2 separate regions of the Mus musculus genome follow, and region 2 is linked to region 1. The links are chromatin loops, found by intact Hi-C in ENCODE. Cell type or tissue: heart. All regions are shown on one strand.

The links. A loop is a pair of places that touch in the nucleus more often than their neighbours do. Peaks named below come from ENCODE experiments on the same cell type or tissue, not always from the same donor. Only the 100,000 strongest peaks of a DNase experiment are listed, where the experiment ranks them.
Region 2: a loop joins it to region 1, with 5 times the contacts of the local background. A loop is called at or near these places in 2 of 42 quality-filtered maps.

Annotation. Positions count from the first base shown.
Region 1 is chr9:70,079,647-70,087,646 of GRCm38, forward strand. Gm39369 (a long non-coding RNA gene) reads right to left here and starts at 3,399. Exons shown (of 3, transcript XR_870892.2): 1 at 3,251-3,399; 2 at 575-806; 3 at 145-370. In heart, CTCF peaks have their summits at 1,504 (motif pointing left) and 4,658; no DNase peak of the experiment used is centred here.
Region 2 is chr9:69,946,005-69,954,004 of GRCm38, forward strand. No RefSeq gene overlaps it. Among named protein-coding and RNA genes, the nearest start is that of Bnip2, 39 kb to the right of the region's middle. In heart, a CTCF peak has its summit at 3,141 (motif pointing right); no DNase peak of the experiment used is centred here.

The sequences.
Region 1 (8,000 bases):
GTACTCGGGAGGCAGAGGCAGGTGGGTCTCAGAGTTTAAGTCCAGTCTGGTCTACAGAGCAAGTTCCAGACCAGCCAGGGCTACACAGAGAAAACAAGTCTTGAAAAACTGAAAAATTTTTAAAAAAGATATATTCAATATAAGCAGAAATTTATTTAGCAAAGCTAAGCAAAGCAGATACTCCAAAGTTGGATGGCAGTCGGCTGCCCCAAGGCAGGAAGTCGTCCAGGGAGTTCTGCACTGTGGACTGTAGAAGAGTTTTATGGATACTTATGAGGTGGATGATATGATCATGGCGTAAAGTGATCTCTCTTCCTTTCCAAATTGTGGTAGGCCAGATCTCCCTTTTCAGGTCTCTCTTCCCATGAACCTTTTGAAAAGATTACAAAAGGAGGGTACATCAAACCCACAATGCAAGTGATATTATAACCCTGTCGGGTCTTGTGCAGATTCAGTCCCTCTGTTTAGGGCACAGAGGTGAGAGAAAGCCATTCAGAACATTAGGAGACACAGCCACCAACATGCCACTCTCTGTGGTTTTCTTCTGCTACTTCGTGCGTAACTTCCTGCCCACCTGGTATCAGAAGGCGTGAGTCTCACACACAGATGTTCCGCATTCTCCTCTTTGCTTTCTGTAGCTTTCAGAGTCTAAGAAATGCAGACCTGCAGGCATTGCCACCCAGTGCAAGGTTCCAGCACAGGGCTTTCTTCCTAGAAGCTTCCAGAATGTCATAAGTTGTGGTAGGAAACCACAAAGCCTGATGTCCAAGGTCGGGCGTTTAATACCTCTTCAGTTGCTGAATGCCCTGAACCAAGACAGAGATTTATTTTTTCTGTTCTAAAATGGAGACAGTCATTTCTTAGTCACTGGGCTGTGACATGAGATATGTACTTTAGAGTGTCTGACAACACAGATGTCGATCAATTAAAATGAGTAAGTTTGGAGTCACCCAGATGGCTCAGCCCATAAAGCCACTTACTGTCAAATCTAAGGACTGAGCTCAATCCCATGGACCCACATGGTGGAAGGAGGGAACAGACTCCCAAAAGTTGTCCTCTGACCACGCCCCCCAAAGCACTTCTTGTCTCCATCTGCACACAAACAAATCCCAAACAAATAAATGTAATAAAACTTTTTTTTAAATAAATAAACTTAGTTTCTCCATCTGAAAATGAGAACACGGATAGTAACATAGTGAGTGGTGTTGGAAAGACTAACTCTCAGGTCCAAAAGGTTTGTGTCTGTGGTGGCTCACACATTTCTTTATAGCACTTGGGAGGCGGAGGCAGGCAGAGCTCTGTAAGTTGGAGGCCAGCCTGGTCTACAGTTAAATTCAAGGACAGCCAGGGCTACACAGAGAAACCCTGTCTCAAAAAACCAACTGACCAAACAAACAAACAAAACAGTGATTTGTGAATCACAAAGTCTTGTACCTGGACTATCCTTAGGCCATTTGAAGAGCAGTATTTGGTTATTGAAATTTTATTGTATTCTGCCATCTGGTGGTAAACAGTGCTCTGGATTCATTTTTTTTTAAATAGCTGACACAAGGTTCCTGGGTCTTACGAAATCAGATCATGCTATGCTATCTAGATCTTGAAACAGCTATAAGAGGAACCTATGAAACTTTTACATTACATGAATAATATATAAAACAGTTGAAATGCTCCCAAAGCACTTTGGAGGAGTTTGGAGAGCTGCATTCAGTCGTCCCAATAGTTCTACCTTCCTCTTGGAATCTTACCCCCAAATACAGACTCTTCAGAAAGATAATTTAATAATATTAGTTTGTTTTGTTTTGTTCTATTATTTTTAAAAATCACATTTTTAAAAGTATTTTATTTTTATGTGTTCTATTTTTTTTATCACATTTTTTAAAGAATTTATTTTATTTTTAAAAATATATTCATTTTTATTCATTTGTATGAGTGTCTTGTCTGCATGCGTGTCTGGGCACCGAGTGCATGTCTAGTGCCTTTGGAGGCCAAAAGAGGCCACTGAGTCCCCTAGAACTTGAGTCACAGGGAATCATGAGCCACCATGTGAGTGCAGAGAACTGAACCCCAGTTCTCAGCAAGAGCGGCAAGTCTTAACTACTGAGCATCTTTCCAGCGCTGGTTTATTTTACTTGTGTGTATGTATCCGAGTGTATGCCATCTTCAATGACCAGAAGGAGGTAGGCTCTCCTGGATCCCGCTGGAGTCACAGCACGTGTGAGACGCTTAATGTGGGTGCTGGGAGCTGAATTTGAGTACTCTCAACCACTGAGCCATCTCTCCAGCCTCCTGAATTACATCTCTCTATTTATTTTGTGTGTATGTGTGTGGGTTTGCATGTGTCATGATGATTCATCTGTGGAGGTCAGAGGATGGTTTGCTGGGGTTGGCTCTTTTCTTCTACCATGTGGGTCCTGGGGATCAAACTCAGGTAGACAGGCTTGGCAGCAGGCACATTTACCTGCAGAGCCATCCCACCACATCCAGTATGTATGTACACACACACACACACACATGCGCGCGCGCACGCATATTTACAAAAATTGTGTGTGAGTGTGTGCCTATTTGTTTATATGAGCACTAATTGCTTGTGGGTGCCTGTGGAGGCCACAGAGGGAATTGGACCCCCCTGGAAATTAGTGTTACAAGCAGTTGTGAGTTGCTGGGAACCAAATATGGGCCCTCTGCAAGAGAAGCAAGCATTCTTTTTGTTTGTTTGTTTGTTTGTTTGTTTTGTTTGTTTGTTTTGTTTTTTCGAGACAGGGCTTCTCTGCATTCTTAAACATTTCAATGCGGGGCCTGAAAGCTGTAGAACCTGTAGGAGCCAGTCCAGAGCAAGGGCGGAGTCGAGATGCGTCTAACCCCCACCCCCACCCCAACTGAGACCGGAAGGAGTAGGACTGCTTCTTCCCTGCTCCAGGCTTGCATGTCCCTGCGCACGCAGTCTTACGCACGACCCCCCACCTCCACCACCCTTGAGAGGTCATGTAGCCTGGTGGCCAGATTACCAGTGAAACTTCCTCTCTCATAAGGACACGTCTATCGAGCATCTGGAATTCCTCTTCACGTAAACCAGACATCCCCAGCAGCTCGACACCAGCCAATAATGTATACTCACCCCGAAAACCACTATTCACCAAGGTTTATATAGCCCTTGTTACCCCCAATAAAGGAGAGCTGTTTCACTGAAAACTGTCTCCAGAGAAAGCTGTTTCTCCTGCACTCACGCAGACCGAGATCCTGTCTAACCCACCAGCCGACTAAGCTGCATTTCTTCCGGTCCAGCCTAGTGTGCAGCAGGGCCTGGGTAACGCGAGGGAAAAAGCAGAGCTGGCTGGCATCAATACATTCTCTCTCTTCATCGTCTTCCAGGGTTTGTACATGACTTCTCCTTTCCTCTCCTTTCCCTTCCTCTAACTCCACCCCCACCCCCACCCCCCACCCCCGGCGCTGGTTAATATTGGCAGTTAGGTAAGTTTACAATCTGCTAGGTTACGAGCCTCTGGTGCTGTTTGTGAGGGATTTTCTAGGTTAAGTAAATCCAGGTGGGAAGAGACACCCTAAGCGTGGCTGGCACATCTCCACGGGCTAGGGTCAGGGACTGAATAAAAACCAAGCTGAGCACCAACGTTCACACACACACACACACACACACACACACACACACACACACACACCCCCGCTTCCTCCTTACTGCAGATGCAGTGTGACCAGCAGCCTCGGGCATCGGCCGCCATGATACTGTGCACCTTTACGGACTGGCTGTGCTTGAACTGCGAACCCAAGTAAACCTCCCCATCTTAAGTTGCTTCTGTTGGGTATTTTGTCAGAGCCACGAATCAAGTAACTAATGCAGTTTAATTAATATTTGTCGTTGGTAAGCAAAGGAATGGATATCATTGTGACGTTTTCATACATCTGCGTCAATATAATCCATTATAATCAAATTCCTTTGCCTCTCCCACCAGCATCCCTGGATCTTCGGCTCCCTCTAGCTGATCCCCACTCCCTCAACAGTCTCCACTTCTATGTTCCTGTCACACACACAGTCCATTACCGGCCCCCAAAAGTCTCCCCATCTTAAAGGTTCTCTCTTCCTTATGTCTTACGATCTTCTTTCTTATTTATTTATTTATTTATTTATTTATTTATTACCGTTGTGTTTGTGCCACAGTGTGTTGGAGTCAGTTCTCACCTTCTACCTTTTATTTGGGTTCGAGGTATGAAACTCAGTTGGGAGAGTTTGTGCAGGAAGGGCCTCCTTAGCCCTCACCTTCTGTGCTCCCCGACTTCTAGTTTTAGGACACACACACACACACACACACACACACACACGTTGTTTTCTTCCAAAAAGTTTACCACCTCCTGCCTGGCCTGGTATTCACTAGTTTGTTTTCTATAACCACCCACCTCCTGTGAGATTCACAGCTCTGTAAGGGGAACTGTTAGTCTGCAGAGCTGGTACTGTCCATAATATAGCGACATCCAGTTTCCTGTACTGCATACTTCCTGGCCCGCTTCTGACTTCTCTGCCATTAGTTTGTTGTTCCAGAGAGAGTTGCGCCCAGCGATTCTTCCAGGCCCCTTCCTTGAGGCAGTAATCAATGGACGCTTTGCTTCTGGGCTCTCCGAATGCAGATTCCTTAGCAGTTCCCATTCTTGCCGTGTGGGGGCAGCAAACACATTTACTTCTCACTCCTCCAAATCCTACAGGTGTCACAGTTCATTGGGATCTTTGTGGTCCAACCTAGTCTCCAGAAAAACTAAATCCAAAGTTATCGAGTAAACAAAGAACGGTAGTTAGGCATAAAAACAGACCAGCGTCTATCCAAACCGGTCAGATATGCCCAAGACAACCTAATCATAATTACTGATTGCTGTACTTAGCCCCAGATTACCACAGAGCTGGGCAGGTCAGGGTTGGTGTAAGAGGCCCTGAACTCAATGCAAAATGCAAAGGAGCCAGATGTCTCAGTCATCAAGCTAAATAACACTGGGCTAAAATGTGTCTAAAATTAAAACCAATCAATAAAATAGCCAGTATTTATAAATTGTTGCGTCAGAGTGTAAAGAAAGGCCTCAGATGACAGACTTTACATATGTATTGAAAAAATATAAAAGCAAAATTCTAGGCCTTTAGGCCCAGGCTTGGGAATGTGACCTCTGTGACTCAATGCTCCAAGGTATGATAATCATAAAACAGATAGACGACGTTCCTCCACCCACCTGCTTCCAGGGTTCAAAGAGTGTTCATTTAAAGAAAGTCACCCTAACCATTGGGGGGGGGACACCCGTTATGCAAATGTGCTATTGTTAGGGGCTCTTAGAAACTGTCTTGAGAGATAACCTGCACAATTACCAGGTATTCCTTGTGACTCTTGTGACTTTGCACTTCCTTGTGACTCTTAACTGGTATCTTGGGTATTTTCCAACAAAGCCCTCCCCACTTCCTTGAGTTGTGGTTTCTTCCTTTAAATACCCACTTACCCAGCTACTCGGGGTGCCACGGTCCTCTACCCCTGCATGGTGTATGACCGTGGGCCCGAGAGCACTCTTGAATTAAAAGTGCTCTTGCAGTTTGCAGCAAGACCGTTTCTCGTGAGTGATTTGGGGTGTCGCCTCTCCTGAGTCAGAACGTGGGGGAGTCCTCACGTTGTGGGTCTTTCAGTATAATGTGTATGAGTGTTTTGTCTGCAGGAATATCTGTGTACCAAAAGTGTATTCTTAATGCTGAACCACCTCTCCAGACCCTGGCCCTTACTTATGATCTGTGTGTGTGTGTGTGTGTGTGTGTGTGTGTGTGTGTGTTTGTGTCATATGCATGAATTACTATACACTAACTGTACAAACCAGTCTGTATCATGAAGTTTTCATGGGTATATAGAATATACTTTATTTATATCCATCCTTCTTTCAACAAGGCTGACCAGGGTCATATGGAATCTCAATGTACTTTTAATTTGCATGTCTCTGGTGGCTAACTGTGGCTATGAACATTTTTCATGACTTTTAACAGCCATTTTTTTTGTACTTATCTTGAAAATTCTATTGAATTTGTTTGATTGATTGGATTACTTGTTCTTTGGGCATTTAAATTTTTTAGTTCATAATTTTCTAAATATTAACTCCCTGTCACATGAATAGTTGACAGGAAAAAAATTTGTCTTATTCTTCAGGCTCCTGACTCTAGTAATTGATTCCCTTATGTACCTATTTCTAACTTGACACAATATCATCTGTCAATAATTTGTTTCTTTTTTATTTACTTACTTATTAATTTTTAGACAAGTTCTCACCACGCACCTCCATCTGGCCTGGAACTTACTTTGTAGAATAGACTTGTCTCAAACTACAGAGGTTCCCCTACCTCTGCCTAATTTGTTCTGGGATTATTGTGTGAAGGATGACATAGGAATTTTGATGAAAATTGCGTTGAACCAATAAGTACCTGGCCTTTTAAAAAACGTTTCCTCTTTTTGGGGGCCAGGTTTAGTAGCAAACATTCACTGGTGGTGAGTTTTTGGCAACTTGATACAAACCAGACTCACTTGGGAAGAAAGAAAGTCATCCCATTATCTAAACAGCAGGTCTGTGCAGCATGATTGATGATGGATGTGGGAGGTTCCTGCTTACTGTGGGTAGAGCCACCCCACCCCTCCGCAGAGTTCCCAGGCTGTATAAAAGAGCAAGCGGGGCAAACTGCTGGAAGCAAGCCAGTAAGCAGCACCTCTCCCTTGGGGGTCTCTGCTTCAGTTCCTGTCCTGATTTCCTTGGGCCATGGAGCACGACCTGAGAGTTGTAAGCTGACACAAACCCTTTCCTCACCACCACATCGTTTATGGCCGTGGTGTTTTACCACATCGTTGCTCAGCGTTGTTCAAGCTTGCTTCTGCAGTTCAGGATCATTTGTGTTTCCGTGTGGATTTTGTATTTTTTTCTACTTCTGTTTAGAATAACATAGGAACTTTGATGGAAATTGCGTTGAATCAATAAGCTGTTTTGTAGCACGACTTCTTTCAATTTTTTTTTTTTTTTTTTTTTTTTTTTTTTTTTGGTTTTTCGTGACAGGGTTTCTCTGTATAGCCCTGGCTGTCCTGGAACTCACTTTGTAGACCAGGCTGGCCTCGAACTCAGAAATCCGCCTGCTTCTGCCTCCCAAGTGCTGAAATTAAAGGCATGCACCACCACGCCCGGAGACTTCTTTCAAATCTTAAGTCTGCCAATTCATGAACATGGGAGATCTTTATACCTTCTAGTATCTTCTTTGATGTTCTACCAAAAGGAGTTATATCCCTTATCTTTGGCATAAAAGATATATAGCTACCGAGCTGGAGAGATGGCTCAGCGGTTAAGAGCACTTCCAGAGGACCTGGGTTCAATCCCCAGCACCTACATAGCAGCTCACAACTGTCTGTAACGCCAAGATCTGACAGCCTCACACAGACACACACAAAGGCAAAATACCAGTGCAGATAAAAATAGATAAATTATAATAAATAAATAAGAGACGTGGCCACCTGTGGTGCCTATTAGCATAGCAAACCTCATGCTGGTTTCCAAGCAGCTCTTGGAGTCTTTAGTGTCACAGTCCCTGTTATACATTTCAAAGTTCAGGCTCCCATGCCAGTCCTTCTCACCTCCTCCTGGACCCTCCCTCCCTCCAGTTCATGGCTTCCCTCCCCAGATCCTCTGTTCTCCCTAGAACTCTGCAATTCTTGCTATGCTTTTTCTCTGTGTTCAGCTCCTGCCTCTCACACTCTGTTCTCTCTGGTTCTCTGGTCTCTTACGGTCTTCCCTCTCTCACAGAACCCTGGTCCTGTCCGTTCTACTCCTTTCTCTCTGATCTAGATTTTTCCAGATGCCTGTGGCTGGCCTCATCTCATATCCACAACAAAAGCCTTCCCCTTAGCCGAGCCAAGGAGTGGTCTAGTCATCAGTGTATATAAAACCCATAGTGGGAGGAGACAGCTGGCTCCTGCAGGTTTCCTCTGACCTCTGTATGT
Region 2 (8,000 bases), 130 kb before region 1:
AAGAAGACAGCAGAAAAACACTGGGCTCTGCCAACCCCTTGTTAATCAATGAGCCCACAACAAATCACAGATGAAGCCCGTGACACATCAATTACACTAATAACTGAAGGAATCTACGGGAAGTGGTAATCAGGCGCAGGTCCTGGGGGAGTCACCTCCACAAACCTCCACAAACTGGTGAGGCCTGGACACTTAGCTATTTACTGGTCCAACTGTGGGCTGATGGCTTAGAAGTGAGCTGGTAACTGCAGGGGGAGAAATGCTGCATACCAACACTAGTCTGAAGAGAGATTCTGAGATGTATTTGGACTGGACATGCTGTTTGCTTTATGACAGCTCTAAATAACTGTTCTTCACACAGCTTAATTATGGTAAAGAGCAATGACTCTGAAGTGAGAAACTTTCCTCTATTTCTGCCATGAATGAACCATATACTTGGCTAACTAACCTGGACACTTAGTGTCTCAATTTCTTCACCTGCTACACAGATATTATTACACATGACCTCCCATTCCATGGAATGACTATCTGAGAAGATAGAAGATATAGATAGATAGATAGATAGATAGATAGATAGATAGATAGATAGATAGATAGGCAGATGATGAGAGAGAGAGAGGGATGGATGGATGGATGGATAGATGGATAGATGGATAGATGGATAGGTAGGCAGGCAGACAGCATATAGATAGAAATATGTATGATAGATGTATCATGTATGAGATATGTATAGATGATAATACATACATAGATAATTGGTGATATATATATGAACATGATATATAAATAGTTGATAGGTTGAGACAAATGCTGGAAGATGATAGATACAAGTATTCATAGGTGATTGATGATAGATATATAGATAGGTAGATAATGCATAAATGGCAGATGATGACACATATACACATTGATGGTAGATAACATATAGATGGATAGACAGGTGATTGATGATAGATGATTAATAGGAAGATGATAGATACTCAGATGATACACAGAAGACACATACATACATACATACATACTTACACACACACACACAAAACCATAGATAGAGATATAGAGTATACAAAAGGGTCAATAAATATATAAATTTATGGATGATTATGTTTCCATATGAGGTGTCATTAGCCATCACCGGCTGACAGACTTTCAGTGTGTAATGTTTCATTTCTTTCCAGACACCACTTTGGAAAATAGAAGACAGAAGTGAGAGACCCACATGGAAATATCCAACCAAGGATGCTTTATATCCACCACCAAGGATCAAGTTCAGCCAAGGGTAACACAGTAGTGATTCCAAACCTGTTCTCCAGGCTTCTGACCTTGTTCTTCTTTGCTGCTTCTGACTGATAGAAGGTGGCTTACGACAGAAACTCATTTTGGCTGACAAAGGAGAAAGTGAGTCTATTTAAAAAGAAAGAAAGAAAGAAAGAAAGAAAGAAAGAAAGAAAGAAAGAAAGAAAGAAAGAAAGAAAGCACCTTATACCCAGAGATAATGGTGGTCTTACCTTTCCCTCATCAAAGAAATGTCTCTGCAACAGATAGAGACCATTAAAACAAAACAAACCCCACAGCTGATCAAACAGCAGAGAGCGAGTGATGGTGGGGTGCCCAGTCCCAAATGATACACCCACAATACAACTCCTGCAGAGAAGGCTCCAGGATCATAGAGGAAGAGAGAGCACAAGGAAAGAGCATAAGAGCCAGAGGAACAGGGAGGTTGCTGTGATGCTGTGGCTGCTAGAAATGTCAGAGTAACTACACCCCTAAAGTCTCATAAGTGTGGCTGTCTAAACTAGACCAAACAAAAACAACATCAGCAGACATACTAACCCAGAAGAGGAAAATCTCATGGGGCCTTGACCCTAGACAAAGAACACAGGCTTACAAGGGATGCTGAGAGTGAGAGAAATAGTCTTCCCCAGGGAAGAGAACCCCAGTTGGTTATCCAATGCCAGAAGTCAGCCCTGGAAACATACATACAAGTGTATGGACTGAACAGTATTTATGAGGAGGTACACACACACACACACACACACACACACACACACACGCAATCAAAGAAAACGAAGCTATCAAATTGAGGGACAATAATAGGATATGCGGAAGGGGTTAGAGGGAGAAAAGGGAGAGGAAATGTAAATATATTTTAACTTCAAAATATAGGAATTATATATACCTATGTACACACACATACACATACATATGTATATGATATTGCCATGTCAATTTATCCAGGAGGTCTTCACACTGTAATGTGGAAGATTTGGGGGAATGGGGATATTGACTGCTGACAAATGAAGATTATTTACTACAGAAGTATTTGTAAAAGGGAAAGGTTCCATTTACAATGGAGTGACGCTCCTGACAAAGTGACCAAACTCAGTGCCATTAACAGCAGGATGCCTCAGTAATATATCATGTGTGCAACTCCTTTATGGAATATGCTCATCCAAAACATACTAACTTGAATTTCATCAGGCATCCACCCCTAATTTTAGTCTTACAGAGAATACAAGGAAGGAGAATAAAGTTCAAAGCACCCAGAGGGATTTCTAATATGAAGAGTATATAATGGTTTGCCTTCAAATAGTCAACACTATGAGTAAATGTTTAAAAGCTAGAAATAGGGGCTGGAGAGATGACTCAGATGCTAAGACCACAGGCTGCTCTTCAGAGGACCTGGGTTTGCTTCCCAGTATCCACGTGGATGCCCACAAGTATTTGTAATTCCAGTTCCAAGGGATCTTACAGCCTCTTTGGGCCTCCACAGGCACTGTACAGACATACATGCAGACACACAAACTCATACACACACCAAAAATAAGTCTTTAAAAATAAAAACTAGACATGTCTCAAAGAGACAGAACTGCAAACAAGCACAGATTGGATCTTGTTTCAGACATAGATAGATAGATAGATAGATAGATAGATAGATAGATAGATAGATAGATATTGCTTGAATCATAAGCAGGAAGATCCAAGTTTGATCCAAGCATCCAAATCAATCAAACAAACAAACAAACGAACAACCTCTGGGTAATGCTGTGCACCTGTGATCCCAGCACAAGGGAAACAGGGACAGGTGAGTCCCTGGAGCCTGGTGGACAGCAGCTTTCAGACAGTACTTCCTGCTCCAGGCCAGCAGGAGGCGCTGTCTGAAAGGGATGGTGTTCTGATTCACAAGGTTGGCCTCTAGGTTCCACATACAGGCAGGCAGACACAAGTGCCTTGAAAAAGGTATCTTCTGGCTGGGAGAATGCAGTATGGACAGCACTTGCCAGGTGCTGGGATAGAATGGTTGTTTTAGGCCTGATTGCAGACTCACAGTTTGTGGAGATTACCTGAGGAGGAGGTACCTGCCGAATCCTTTAGGAATAATGTGCCAGAAGTCAACAGCTCTCAGACACACAACTTTCAAGAGGTAAAATACAAAACAAACAGCACACACATGCAGGGAAGGAAAACAGCATGAGGCTGGCAACTGTTGAAGCTAGCGATGCATAGCTGAAGTGTTCTTCACTGCAGTGGGTTGGCCTGATGCTGCTTGTATTCTAATACTAACATTGGGTCCCCAAAAACTGGTTGTCCCAGAGAGATTAGAGTCAACACTTAGACCCAAATGACACTGTGTGACCTTGCCCAAGAGTTATTTTTGATTGGTAAATAAAGATGCTGACAGCCAATAGCTAGGCAGACAAGACGTAGGAGGGGTTTAGGGTTCCTGAGTTTGGGAGTAGGAAGAGAACCACAAAGGGAAAAGAAGGTGAAGGGGGAGAGAGAAGGCACCGTGGGTTAGGTGAGTCATGAAAACATGGCCCTGGAAGGCACCATGGGTTAGGTGAGTCATGAAAACATGGCCCTGAGGGCTGACCAATTGGAGTTAAGAGCAGTCCAAATGAAACATAATAAGTAATGACTCAGGGTTATCGATAGGAAAGTAGATTCTAATAGCATAAAGGGTAGATATCTGCCTAGCTCTTGTGCCGTCTGAGCCTTTTTGTAAATATAAAGGTTGTGTGAGTGTTTTTCCAGGAACTGAGTGATAAGGCTGGGTGGAAACCCCAGGTCAGCATAAAATAATTTCTACAATACTTCACAGAGAAGAGACACCTGGTAGCTTACAAAGTTGGCAAAAAGCTGTTCTGGGGTCAGAATTTCAAATGACACACCAATGGCTAGAGCAGAGCTCGCCATTGTTGCCACCCTGACCGTGGAGGCACAGTGTCTTCTCAGGGCCCAGAGAGAGAGAGAGAGACAGAGAGAGAGACAGAGACAGAGACAGAAACAGAGACAAAAAGAGAGAGTTAGGTGGTACAGGATTTAATCCCAGCATTCCGGAAGCAGAGGCAGGCAAGGCAGGCAAAGCTCTGAGTTCAAGGCCACCCTGGTCTACAGAGCTAGTTTCAGGACAGTCAGGGCTACACAGAGAAACCCTGCCTTGAAAAACAAACAGAACAAAAACAAAACAAAAAATTGTTTGTTTGTGTCCATGTGTGGAGTGTGTGTGTGTGTGTGTACCTGTGCATACAAGTACACGTGCATGCGGAAGCCAGAGGTAGACATTAGGTGTCTTGTTCATTCATTCTCCTCTCTATATATATATTATGTATTATAATGATACATAATTTAATATATAATATAATATATACATTGACCCAGGGATGATCCCTGAGCCCTATGCTCATTGATTGGCTAAACTGGCTGGCCAGCAGGATCCAAGAATCTGCCTCCGTGTTCCCTCCCCAACTCTTTGATGCTTTCCTGGATGAGGCTAGCAAAAGATGGCCAGGTAGTACTTGGTAAGACAGGTGTCAGCTACTCGGTAAAGTAACAGAAGTGAGGCCCACGCCCCTTCCAATCTATAGACTGTATAACTATAGAATATTTCAAGATAAGATGAATTGTTGAATTATATTCTATATATACACATATATAGTTGATGTGTAGCAATTCTTTAATGTTGCTTTCTGAGGACAGAAGTTTATTTACAGAACAATGCTAGCATCTATTGATTTGGGCATATTGGCTTGTTTGATGACAAGGTACTCTCTTAGTTGTTGTCTGTGAAAATGCCTGGAGGCCTTCAGGCTTGTGTGTCCATAAATTGAAATATATTGTGATTATTATTGTTCATGATGGTTCACAAATACACTCTCTTTCGTCGGAATACATAATCAAGACATTGCAAGGGGAAATTTGTTAAAGTAATTCATGTTTTATCCATTGAAAATCTAAGAGGGTCATGATGCTTTCCTGGCGGTTGGTGAGAAATGCAAACCCAACTGATCGAATATTAATATCCATTAGCACATTTTATATTGATAAATTCAGGAAAGAAAAATCAGTATTCTCTCAGAGACTGCTGAAAAGTGGCTTTGACCCCTTCATCTGTCATCATTATGGGGAAGAGCCCGAGCCCCCAATGTATCATTTGTTTATGACAGTAAACACAACAAAGAAAGTGCCTGCGGTGACAGCATGGCTGCTGGCCCTCTGTTGTGTTCCCTGTCCTGCCGGGGATTCATATCACCAAACACTGAGATGTCCAAGCTGCAGACCCAGTAGACTTCCCTAATGCCTTCCTCTACTGCATCCCTGCCCAGCATCCACACCTCTCCAGCACCGTCAATATCTTAAATCCATTTATTTCTCTCCATTTTCCTCACTAGCAATCATACCTGAACTATAAACATTTCCCTTACTTGGTAACAGCCTCCAATTGGCCTGTCTCAGGCCACTTCTGTCTGTTGGTGAAGGATCAGCCTGTGTGGCTCTCTGTACTTGTCTCCCCAGTCCCATTTCAATTTTTTTTAAATGAATTCCAACCCCATTCACAATAGAATCCCTTAGCATGGCCTAAGCACCATTGTGTAACTCCTCTCCTCTTCATTGGCTTCCCAGCCTCACCCTGCATCTTCCTCCCTTGCCTGGTTGCAATTGCCATGTCTCAGACTCAGTATTTCTTTTTCCCCAAGCCCCATCCTTAATCCTGTACATGGATCGACATTTCTGCTCGGTGTTCGTGCCTTTCCCAGCCATTCTTGAAGCATGTCCTTCACCAAGTACAAAGTAGAGGTGGTGACCCCCCCCTCTGTGTGTGTGTGTGTGTGTGTGTGTGTCTGGCTGGTTGGCTGTGTTCCCTGCAGAAGGGTGCATGTGTGCATGCTTATATGAGGGGTGGGGTGGCAGAGGACAACCACGGTGCCATTGCTCAGTACCACCCACGATTTTTTTCTTTTGTTTTGAGATAGGGTCTTTCCTCGTCCTGAAGCTTACTAATGGGGCTGGGTTTTCGGGTCAGTGAGCTCCAGGATCTGCCTGTCTCTGCCTCCCAGTCATAGGGTTACAGTACACACCCAGCTTTTATGTGTGTTCTGGGCCCTTCATTGGCTGAGCCCATCTCCAGACCCTCTTTCCCTTCTGTCTTTCTTCTGCATCCCGCAGTTTGGAGAAGCGTAAGTAGTCCTGGGACTTTTCTGCTTGGGTCAGACAGCACCACAAGACAGAGGCAGCTGTTTGGCAACCTGTGCATCTTCTCCTCATCACTCAGAGGCCACATGTGCACTGAGTGTGCATTCATCAAGCCAAACAATGTATGAGCTGATAGATGAGTGTAAAAGACCACACTATAGTCATAGAGAAGTGGGAAAGTGAGAAGACCAAGAGCTCACTGGGCTGGACTCGCGGGTTGTTTTGTTTTTTTTAACCATGGTTTTTAGGTGTTTTTGTTTAATTTATATGTTTGGTTGGTTGGTTGGTTTTGCTATTGTTATTGGTTGGTTGGCTGGCTGGGTTGGTTTTTTGTTTTGTTTTGTTTTTTGTTTTGTTTTGTTTTGAGGTTATCATTCAATTACATTCTCTCTTCCTTTTTATTCCTCCTATAAACCCTTCCTGGATCTCCTTCAAATGCATGGCCTCTTTTTTTAGTAAAAATTTGTTATTGCATACATATATGTGTATACACATATACCTGTTCTGTTCATGTAATGTCATCTGAATGTATGCTTTCAGGGCTGACCATCTGACACTGGGCAACCAATCAATTGATAAGTCCATCCAGGTTCCTTTCTTGTTTTAATTATGTGTCTCTGTGTGGCTGTCACTTGGGTGCTGGTGCCCACAGAGGCCAGAAGAGAATTCCTGGTTCCCTGGAGCTGGAGTTACAGGAAGTTGAGACCTGCCTGACATGGGTTCTGGGAACCAAACTTGGGTCCTCTGTGAGAGAAATTCACCATCTTGAGTGTTGAGTCATCTCTCCAGCCCCTGGCCCCGTGAGTTTGACACTGTCTTTAGACTAGTATTTAAAAACAAAGTCTTGAATGTGGGTTGAGCTGTCTTTTCCCTGGATGGGAGGCTGGACTTTTCAATACACATCGAGAGAGATCCAGAGTCATGACAAGTGTGCCCCAGGGAGCAACAGAACCTAACCTGCAAATCTTACCGAGATCTCAATCCAAACTCAGAGCTCTGTGGTGAAAATTCACACTGCCACCTCTCTGGACTGCACTCGGCTTTCCTAAATGAGATTTTATGGGAACTGATTGTGATTAGATAAATGGGGACTTCACTAATGTATGATCCAATTTTCAATTACATCGCAGGTACAATAATTTACGTCTCTTGTTTGATGGTGTGATATTTATGCGGCAGGCTCTGCATGAGGTATGGTGGCTGTTTACATAATGATCCTGCTTCTCTCTCTGCAAAGGTCTGGTTTTCAATTTTCCCTTTTGTGCTGTCAGGTATTGTCCTTCCAAGGTAAACACTGTATATCACAGGATGTGCAGGTGAGGAATGTCAATAAAGTAATAATCTAGATGGGTTTTAATAATTCTTATTTATGCCACTGGATTAGCTAATAGAATAGTTTGCCTTTCATGAAATGTTGGAATAAAAATGTCCCTAAAATTATAGTAAATCTGTGATCTGTTGGCTCTATGACAGCGCACCATTGAATACCAAAAGTGAACTTTTATCAAATATATTTGACCATTAAT